2 separate regions of the Mus musculus genome follow, and region 2 is linked to region 1. Evidence: chromatin loops called from intact Hi-C (ENCODE). Cell type or tissue: left cerebral cortex. All regions are shown on one strand. Links, peaks and the distances in the headings refer to the core of each region. The heading gives the core; the rest is flanking DNA. Region 1 has its middle 66 kb from the start of Gm39826. Region 2 overlaps Gm39826 (a long non-coding RNA gene).

Evidence for each region. A loop is a pair of places that touch in the nucleus more often than their neighbours do. Peaks named below come from ENCODE experiments on the same cell type or tissue, not always from the same donor. Only the 100,000 strongest peaks of a DNase experiment are listed, where the experiment ranks them.
Region 2: it touches region 1 in a loop (2.8-fold over the local background); 2 of 42 quality-filtered maps call a loop at or near these places.

The regions. Positions count from the first base shown.
Region 1 is chr11:56,790,219-56,795,603 of GRCm38, reverse strand. No RefSeq gene overlaps it. Among named protein-coding and RNA genes, the nearest start is that of Gm39826, 66 kb to the right of the region's middle. In left cerebral cortex, for the core only: no CTCF peak of the experiment used is centred there; a DNase peak (open chromatin) is centred at 2,693; H3K27ac peaks cover 467 bases.
Region 2 is chr11:56,715,363-56,720,747 of GRCm38, reverse strand. Gm39826 (a long non-coding RNA gene) reads left to right here. Exons shown (of 2, transcript XR_879875.1): 2 at 834-1,241. Among named protein-coding and RNA genes, the nearest start is that of Gm39826, 8.6 kb to the left of the region's middle. In left cerebral cortex, for the core only: a CTCF peak has its summit at 3,343; a DNase peak (open chromatin) is centred at 3,566.

The DNA.
Region 1 (5,385 bases), core at 56-5,055:
GGGTTCCAGGCTAGTGGTCTGCAGATGATGAATGGATGAACTCTGGATGTATGGACAGATAGAAGACTGAAATGATGAGTGTGTGGGTGGGTGTCTGGAAGGATAGATGAATGGAATGAATGGGTGGATGGGTGGATAGATAGATGCATGCATGAGTGGATCAATGGATGCATGGCTAGATGGGTGCATAGATGGATGGATGGATGGATGGATATATATATATATATATATATATATAGATAGATAGATAGATAGATAGATAGATAGATGGATAGATGGTTGGATGGATGAAAGATGGATGGACGGATTCATGGATTTTTCCATTTATGAGTGGATTAATGGATGCATGGCTGGATGGGTGCATGAATGGATGGATGAATTCATGCATGGACAGGTAAATGGATAAGTGGGTGGATGCTTGGATGGATAAGTGAACAAATGGTCTGTTCCCTCTGGGAACAGACCATTTGCAGCAATGTGACCCAGGGAAAGATAGTTCTGAGGTCCTGGTTTCCTTTTCCTCACACTTTCTGGAGTATTCCCCTTTCTGCTCAGGAAGCAGTTGCTGTTGTCATGGTTTTTACCTCATCCTCTATCTGAGAACACTCACCAATTTATTTTGTTTATTTTTTCTTTCATGTGTTTATGTGTATATGTGTGTTGATGTGTGGACTCACACGAGTGTGTGCATCCATCTAGAGAGGTGAGATACATGAAAAGAAACTTCCCCAATTATGCTTCTAACTCCTTCATTATCTCTTAATCAGAGCTTGCCAACTCAATGAGTCTCACTAGACAGCTTCTTACAGGAATCTTTTTTTCTCTACCTTTTGAAGGTGGAGATATCACACTCATATGACATTGTTTTTAATTATTTTTAAAATAGTAAGAATGCATACTTAGAAAAAAACCATACTTTTTTTTTAAATTACTAAACCCTAATTCCAGTTGTTTTTCCCACACTCTCTTCCTCCATCCTCCTCCCACCGGATCCCCCCTATATTCCTGAGTCTCCCTGCACTATCTATTTTATTTCCCCTACCCAGGGAGACCCATGCTTCCCCATTTAAGCTCTCTATATTACTTAGCCTCTCTGGGTCTGTGGATTATAGCATGATTTATCCTTTACAATTTATATCCACTTATATGAGAGTACTCACTATGTTTGTCTTTCTGTGTCTGGGTTGCCTTGCTCAGGGCAATTTGTTCTAGTTCCATCCATTTGCCTGCAAATTTCATAATGATATAGTTTTCAATAGCCGAGTAATACCCGATTGTTTAAATGTACCATATTTCTTTTTATCTTTCTTCTGTTGGACCAGCTATCTCCTGAAACAATGCAATACTTCCAGTGGAGGATTTTGGACACTAGTCCAGTCACAAAATTTTAGACCTACAATTTGTCCTGCCAACATGTTGTGCTGGGGTAAAGGTGGCACAGGAATCTCAGGAGTGGCTATCCAATGATTGATCCAGCTTGAGACCCATGCCATGAAAAAGAGCCCACCCCTGACACTGCCTGGGGGACCAGAAACCAGATTACTGATGGCCTATAGACTTAGGATAGAGCCAAACATAACTGGCAAAAAATGTCAGTGAGTGTTTCCTAATGATGTTCTGCTATACAACACAATTGTCATCGGAGAGACTTTATCCAGCAACTGATGGAAACAGATGCAGAGACTCACAGCTAAAAACTAGGCAAATGTGGGGGAGTTCTGCTGAAGAGGGACAGGAAGGATTGTAGGAGCCAGGGACTGGGTCAAAGACACCACAAGAAAGCTCACAGAATCAAAAACCCTTTTCTGAAGGAATATGAAGGAAAAATAGATAGGAAAAGAAGAGGTGGGTGGGATGAAGGAGGTGAGGGGCAGAGGGAGGGTAGAAAAACTATAGTTGGATATATTAGTTTCATACCAATGTATGAGGGAATAAATTACTAAAAATTACTTCTATCATTTTTAGTCATGTGTGTATGTGTGTGTGTGTGTGTGTGTGTGTGTGTGTGTGTGTGTATGCGTGTGAAATGTAAGGGAGTATAAGTGTCCATGGAGGCATTGGGTTCCTATAAACTGGAGAATTAGGGACACTCGTGTTCTCTGAAAGCTGCTAAGTCATCTAGTCATCTCTTGCCAGCCCAGGGTGCAGTTCTTTGAGAGGATCCTGATTTTGTACAAGATATCAAATGTTCATGAAAGCAATACTCAACTTAGATTGTGGAACAGGCCTAGGGGCCTCCAAGCATCTCTAAGCATGTCTCAGTCATCACCCTTATCCTTATCCATGGCTTTGATCTTAAAAGATTTAAGTTTTTTCTATTTTGAGCTTTGTACACACATGGAAGCACATGGCATATTCTTCTGTGTCTGGCTTGTTTTACTCAGCGTTATGTTTGTGAAACTCATCCTGGTGTTGAGTATGATAGTAGTTATTCCATTTTCCCTTCTGGACAGCATCCATTGTAGGAATACATCTGATGTATTTATCCACTCTACTCTTGAGAGGCATTGCACATTTGCTTTCATTCTCATTTTTATCTGCTGGGATTAATGCTATTCTGAATATGTTGGTGCACCCCTTGGTGTACATTGTAAAGCATTTTGTTGAGTATATATATTTAGGACCATGAATCGCATGCACTTTTTGCTTTAAAAATATATCACCAAAGGGTTCTCCTCAGCAGTTGAATCAGCAGCATGTAAGAGCTCCAACTGCTCCACAGCCCTGCCAACACTTACTATTTTCGTTTTAGCTTTCCTTGTAGATGTGCAATGGGATCTCATTGTGTTTCTAATTTGCATCTTTTTATCAGATAATGAAGCTGAGCTCCTTTCCATATGCTTATTGGTCATTTGAATATAACCCTTGGTGAAGTTTCTTTGGCCTACTTTCTACTTTTCCCTGGAGTTTTGGGAATTTGAAGCTGTTCTGATTGAGTCCTAGTGAGACGGGAGAATTACAAACACATTTTCCCCACCCTATTACTACATGCTTCTTATGCCATCGTGGGGTTGTTTTTATTTTTATGTGTGTGTGTGTGTGTTTTTAAGAATTGGTTATTTTTTTTTTTTGTTTTATGTGTACTCAACAGAAGCTAGAGTTGTCTGAAAGGAGGGAACCTCGGTTGAAAAAATGCCTCCATAAGATCCAGCTGTAGGGTGTTTTCTTAATTAGTGATTGATTCGGGAGGGCCCATCCCATTGTGGTTGGGGCCACCCCTCAGCTATTGGTCCTGCGTTTTCTCAGAAAGCAGGCTGAGCAAGGCATGAGGAACAAGCCAATAAGCAGCAGTCCTCTATGGCTTCTACATCAGCTCCTGCCTCCGGGTTCCTTCCCTACCTGAGTTCCTGTCCTGACCCCTTTCAATGACAAACAGTGATAAGCCAAATCAGCTCTTTCCTGCATTGCTTTGGTCATGGTGTTTCATCACAGCAATAGAAACCCTAACTAGGACATTTATGTGTCTGAGCACTTTGCCTTCTTGTATGATATGTACCACAGCCATGTAGTACAATTGGAGGCCAAAAGAGGAAGTCAGACCCCCATGGAATGAGTTAACATGGTTGCACGAGGCTGAGTTGGCAATAGGGCTTTTCTGCAGCCTGACAATTTTATGATTTTGATGGAGGAAGCTCTGGGACACTTTCTAGGTCTATTTGATCCTTTGATGCCATCTTTGGGTTGACAGAGTTTGTTCATTGCCAGTGCTGCTCTGCAGTGGATTAATGCTGGAAAATATGCCTTTCTACTAAGTGTTATTAAAAATGAGTTCTAGCTGCTTTTATACTTTCAAATTTCCATACTTCCTGGAAGCATCCTATAGTTTGTCTCTCTTTCAAACATCAGTATACAAATAGGCAAATAACCAAATGTGTCAACACAGTTGATTAAAGTTTTGAAAATTAGTAAATACAAGTTACCACTCTACCAGAGAAAGAGAAAAATACCAATATTAAGATGTCATGATCTTTTATCAATATTTTATGTTTATGATTATAATAGTACTATTAGCTGTTCTTGTTACTCTCTGTTTCATTATTTGGCACATCATTTTGTATGTTTTCTTACCTCTGATATGATACCTTTTTCTATTTGAGAAATTCATATTTGTATTTATCTATGTCTGTCTGTCTACTGGAATTCATATGTAGTTGTATGGATAATTTATTTGGTTATTTGGCTTCCACACTTGGCCATGGTGCCAATAACTTGGCCATCTCCTTCTCCAGTGGTCCTCTGCCTTCATTTCCATGGCTCAGAATTCCTTCAATTCCTTGTTTCATGACCTTGTGTGTTCATTATGCTCTTCCTGGGCTTTCAGTGCTGATTCTTCTTAAGCCCTGATTTGATGTTTTTCTCTGTCTTCACCCTGTTGGGTCCCAGCCAGAGGAGAAAACCAGTTCCCTAAAGACAAAAATCCAGATGAAGGAGAAGATGCTGAGGAGTTTTTGCCATTATCAAAAGAAGAAATGTGTTCAGTGAAATTCAACAACCCATTCTTGACCTCTTGCTGGCAATGTGGTAAAGTTGATGCCTCTGTCCTCCACTAGGTTGAGTGTTGAACCCCGAAATCTCTGCAACTTCACAAATTCCTCAGCAGATTCATAGTAGCCCATCTCTCTGCAAGTTAGGTGAATGGCCTTCTCCACACGTCTTGAGAGTCACACCCAGTAGGTCTATAAGTGACAGCCTGGTTCTAGCCTACATTTCTAGTCAGTGCATCTCTGGGGATCAAAACATACTTGGCAAAACTTTCCCAGCTCCAAGACAAGTTTATCTACACTTCATTTTGCCAAAACCCTGAACAGATGTGATATCCTTTCAGCGGCCTCTCAACAAGTCTGGCCTCTCTCTGTCTCTATCTCTCTCTGTCTATCTCTGTCTCCTTTCTCCCTCTTTGTCTCTCTCTGTCTCCCTCTCTGTCTCTGTATAATAGGGTATTACACTAGAGGATATATACTTTTTATTAGACTATGATAATTTCATAAGCTGTACATGTAAATACTTAGAAAATACCTCCCACATAGTAATCACTCAATAAAATGTCTTTGTTATAGTTTCATGTAATGTCTTCCCAAATCCATGTGTTGAAGGCTGGGTCCTTATATTTGCATTCTTGGGAGATGGTAGAATCCTTGGGAAGCAGGTTCTTATACTGAGGGTATGCTCTGAAAGGATAGTGGGACTGTCATATCTTCCTCTCTTTCTTTGCTTTCTGAGTGCCCCGTGGACAGTTTCTTCTTTTATATCCTCACCAAGACATGCTGCTCCATTAGAGGATCAAAACGGTGGGCTCCCTGACCTTGAACTAGAATATACAGAATTATGGGCTAGAATAGTTTTCCTTTGCTATGTTAATCATTTCCGTGTGTTTGTTACAATGGA
Region 2 (5,385 bases), core at 229-5,228, 75 kb after region 1:
GCATTTTCTAAGTTCTAGGTAAAAATGCTATGTTAAAAAAAGTTATGGCAACAGATTGCTTTTGGAAGGATGTCACAACTTTACAGTGGCACTGTGACAGTGGCTGAGTAAACACAAACAGAGGTGAGCTTATCTCCTTCCAGGTCTCCCTGCATGTGGCAGGAAGGTTCCCTGAGGATGCTGAGTACAAGACTTGAGAGTGTCACACCTCACAGACAGCTGAAAGTGTGTAGGATCCTGAGCCATTTTCCATTCCAGCCCATGGAACTCCAGTCTCAAGTGTCTGTGGTCCAGGTTCCCTAGCATTTCCCAGCAAACCCAGAGCCACTTTGTAATTGTAGCACATAGGGATGGATAGGTGTTGTTTCAGGCTGCAAGAACCGGCAGGTAGATGGATAATCCTGGCATCCTATAGATGCTTCACAACTATGAGATGATCAACTCACTCCAGATTTGTTTTCATCTTCTAAACAAAAAAAAAAGTGGAATTAAAATCTCTTTCCTTCTCCCTCTGTGTCTGTCTGTCTGTCCTTTACTGTCCCCCACCTCTTTCAGTCTCCATCCCTCCCTTCATCTCTTCCTTTCTTCTTTCATCTGATATCTGAGACAAAACCTCACCATGTTACACATGCTGGCCTCAAATACCTGATCCTCTTGCCTCAGCCTCCTGAGTGCTGGGACCATAGGGATGTACCACTACAACCATCTTTAAATATCTATTTCTAATGTGATTGGCCAGGTTTTATCCAATCTTACTACACAGCACAACCACTTATTTGTTCAAGTGAGAGCAGGACATTAATATCTTTATCTTTCTGTTGTTTGTGTTGCAGAAAGGCCAGTGAACAGGGATGGCCACCACATGTGAGATGAGGAAGTCACACCATTCCTTGGAAAGCTCAACTCAAAAGCTAAAACAGCATCAAAATTCAAGTTCAGAGCTACCAAGATACAGGGATGTGAAGACATCGCCACATGAGCACTGAGTGTCTCATTGATTTTTCTTAATCTGTCTCAGAGATGGAGAGATAGTTGGGTAGCTAAGAGCTCAAGCGGTTCTTGCTGAGAACCCAAGTTCTAACCTCAGCACCCACATCAGCACCCATGTCAGGCAGCTCACAAGCACCTGTAACTCCAGATCTTGTGGGGCCTATTTCTAGTTTCTACAGATGTCTAAGCTTGGGTATACCTTATCTCCATCCAACTATGTGTAATTTTGAAATACATCTTTTTAAAAATTAGCTGACTGGAGATCTGTAAAGTTATTGGATAATTTATCTCTGTGAGATGATTTTGCACTAACTGGCTAGTTATTGATGCTGATTTTTGTTTTTTACCTTTTATGTTGAATATTTGTAAAAATTTGCAAGCAGAATCCATCTTCCTCCCTCTAGGGCAGAAAGTACACCTGTCATTTAGGAAGCAAAACTGTCTCCACATTAGTCCATATGTCTGGAGCAGGGTTGAGTCCATCTCGTCAGGGCCCCTGGGATATACTCAAAGCTCTGGCACATTGCTTCAACCTTGGCTGATGTGTTTCACACAGGTGTGCATATGGGCTGTTCTGAGCCCATGATAGCTGCCTTGGAAGGGAAGCTTCTTCTCTTTCTGCTAGCACATCAGTTCCTTTTCTCATCACTGTGAGACATAAGGCAAACATAAGGCAAAAAAGCAAGTTAAAGAAGGAAGGTCCATTTTGGCTCAGGCTTGAGGGTACAGCACATCCACCAGGGTTGGGGAAGCATGGGGGCAGGAGCTGAGGCAGCTCTCACACCGCATCCCCAGTCAGGAAGCAGAGAGGGATGAGTGCCCATGCTCAGCTCTGCTTTTCATTTTGTGCAGTCAAGACCCCCAGGCCATGGATGGTGCTTCCCGAATTCAGAGTGGGTCCTTTCGCCTCACTTAACCTAATTGACAGAATCCTATAGAGCCTGCCTTGAGGCTTGAGGCTAGAGGCTTTGGTGGTATTGGATCATGTCAAGTTGACAATCAATGTTAACCACTGCACTGAAGGACCCTGAATGGACAGAACCTTCCAGAAAGGGGAACCAACATAGTGGGTAGTGGCAAAGAACAGTGTGAAGGGAAAGACTCAACCAAAAAGGTACAGATTTTTAATTTCTGGACCCTGTCATACTGACTCCTGCCTGTCCCTAACCCTTCCAGACATGTTAGCTATCCCCTCTCTCCTTGTGTTTGTCTGTTTGAGTTGACATTCTGCCTCCTGCTTCTAGCAATACTCCAAGTAATACCATAAGGAAAGACATTCTCATCCCATGTAGATGATTCCCTTCCTCAGAGAGATGTGTTTCTGTCAGTGATTCTGAATACCAGTCATACCAGTATGGAAGCTTCTCACTCCTGGAAACATTTTACACCTGTGGGGAGACACGTGTCTCTAAGTTGAAAGTGTTATGCCATGCATTCTTTGCTTGTGGAGTAGGTGCCAGAGCTCTTCCTCTGACCTCATAAACAGCTTTGTCTGGGGGTTTGTTCACGTAGCTTGAGTTTCCTGATCCTTGGCATGTTTGTTTCTAAAACTCAGTTTACAGCTTCTTATATAGCAAGCTGACCATTGGGGAGGCTTAGATCATATGAAACAAAGGATAACTAGGATGTTCTAATCACACTCTGTTGCTGAGACAAATAACATGACCAAAAGCAACCTATAGGAGGAGCATTTATCTGGCATATACTTTCAGGTTACCATTCATCATAAGGGAAGTCAGGACAGAAATTAAACAGAAATCACAAAAGACGCTGCCTATTGGCTCCCTCCAGGGCTCACCCAGCTAGGTTTCTTATATGGTCAAGTACAACCTCAGGGAATGGCTCCATCCACATTAATTCAAAAGCAACAAATATCTCCACAGGCCAATTTGATCAGGGAAGTCCCACAATTGGTACTCCCTTCTCAGATGACTCTAAGCTGTGACAATTTTACAGTTGAAGCTGATTAGAGCAATGGTTATATACCAAGCTACAGAACCCTATGGGAATACTCATTGTTTAGAACAGGGTTCATCCTGCTATCAGCCTATTGGGTAGATCCGAGTAGTCACCTGGTTTTAACCTATTGTGCTTGACTGGAATAATTTAATATCCAATTATTTAAATATTGATCTTAGATGCTTATGTGTAAATTTAAGACTTTCCCCAGAAACTATGGCTTGGAAAAACTAAATACTACAGTAGAAGTGTTCTGACCTTCAGTCTGGAAGAAGAATATGGTGTTCAGTGAGGGGAAAGCTCTCAACCCTAGTCAGCCTCCAGAGAGATTAACTACCATTAACTCTGTTCATCTCCAACCCCCTCCACCAGATTGTAATACCATCCATACCCACACCAAAGAACTGAGTAGCAGGGAAAAATGGAAATAGAGGGTGATTTTTAAAAATTCCTATAAGTATGTATTGTACACAGCTGTTGAAGTAAAATTTGGCTGTAATTCTGTTGGAACAAAAGCATTGTGGACATGAAGATGGGTGCTTTAAAAATCTATGTAGAGATGTCTCAAAACAGAATTATCTCAAGAATAGCTTCTGCCTTGCCAGCTTGTGTTCCTCACACCAGATGCTTCTGAGTGGTTGAAGGAGCTACATCTGTTGCTTGGAAGCTTGTCTTCTGGGCTTTGTGGAGAGAGGGATGGAATGCTGTCCTTTGTCCTTTAGAATGAGTCACTTACACTTGCAGATATGAAAAGTTCTACCGTGGGTCAGCTATGAAGCCAGCAGTGTGCCTGCTGTTCGAATTAAGCTCTCTCTCTCTCTCTCTCTCTCTCTCTCTCTCTCTCTCTCTCTCTCTCTCTCTCTCTCTCTCTGTGTGTGTGTATGTGCACATGTGTGTAGAGGCCAGAGGTCAACACTGGGTATTGCTCTTCAGTAACTGTCTACCTCGTTTATGAAATAAGGTCTTTTGTTGAGACCTGAGATGTGACAACTAGGCTTGTAAGGTGTCTGCCAAGTCCCAGGGATGCTTCTATCTGCACTTTTCAGTATGGGGATTACCAGTGCGTGCCACCACTTTTTCTGTGAATGTTGGAACGTGAACTCAGGCCTTCCTGATTGTATAACAGGCATTTTACTAACAAATCTACCTCTCTGACCCAAGTGAAGGCTTTTGATGAGACAGTATAAAGATGTAGGACCCCTGACCCCATAGATCTTATCCTATCGGGAAAGTACTCTTTTCCCTTGTTCCTACTCTGTCCCAGTGGGCGCTTTCAGAGCACCTGCTCACTCACAGTTAACAGTAAAGAACACATTTCCGGTTAAGGAGATGCACTTCAATCCCTAATTAGTAATCTGTAGCAGAGCCCTTCTGTGACCTTCTGGCCAGGCATTACACTCCGCACTATAGATCCTGCCATTCTTACTTGTCCCCCAACAGTCCTTTAGGTAGTAGAGGGCTCCCCTGGGTAGTTCCAGGCTGAAAAGTCTTCAAGTCCTCTGGATATATGTTTCAGGGTTTCCATTAAATCAGTATCCCATTAAATATTAACCTGTGGTATTTGCATTCTAAACTATGCTAAGTATATGTAAAAGTTGACATTTGTAGCAGAAGACCTGTGGGGCTGAAAGTAATTTGTTTTCTCCTAAACATTATAAGAACAATGGATACTAATTGGTTATTGAGATAAGTTCTAATTCTAAGAAACCCATCGTGTTATACATATTAACCCTGAAAATCAGGGCCAGTTTCTAGCGTAAAAATGAAATTGAGGGACAAAAGAAGCTATAGATTCTAGAACTTTCTAATTAATGAAATGTCATATAGGATATCTTTTGGCTGCCTTTAGGGCTAACCTGAAAGTGTTTTGCATTGCTTTGTCACTGACCCCTATGGTAGCACACAAACTCATTCTCCGTAAGGTCATGCTGCAAGAATCAAGCACACACATTCTCAGTACACCAAGGAGCTCCTGCAATCTCTCTAATCTCAGCCTTTGCTTTATTTAAAATAATTTATTGATTTTTAAAATAGCACAGATCTTTAGAAACTCTCTGTCCAGAGACAGATCAAACAGCTCCTTTGTTCTCACTCTGTCTGCCAGGAGTTCTGTGGCTGCTCAAATTTTGTTCAGTCAGATCAGAGTGGAATCACTGGTCTCAACCGTGTTTTAAAATCACCCATGCTGAATGTTATGAATTTCTAATGCAGCTAACTTCATCTTCTAGATGGTGACTAAGAGTGATTCATTGGCCACCTCTTAGTTGTCATCCTTCCCGATTGAAAGAACCTTGAACATGAGCACAGCTCCTTTCGACAACAAGAGCCATTGAGAGTGACATATCAGGTTCCTAACAGACTATCATACCACTTAGATGTTTGAGGCCACATGTACTTTTTCACCCTTAAGCTTAGTTGGGCAGGGCCAATTAGAGA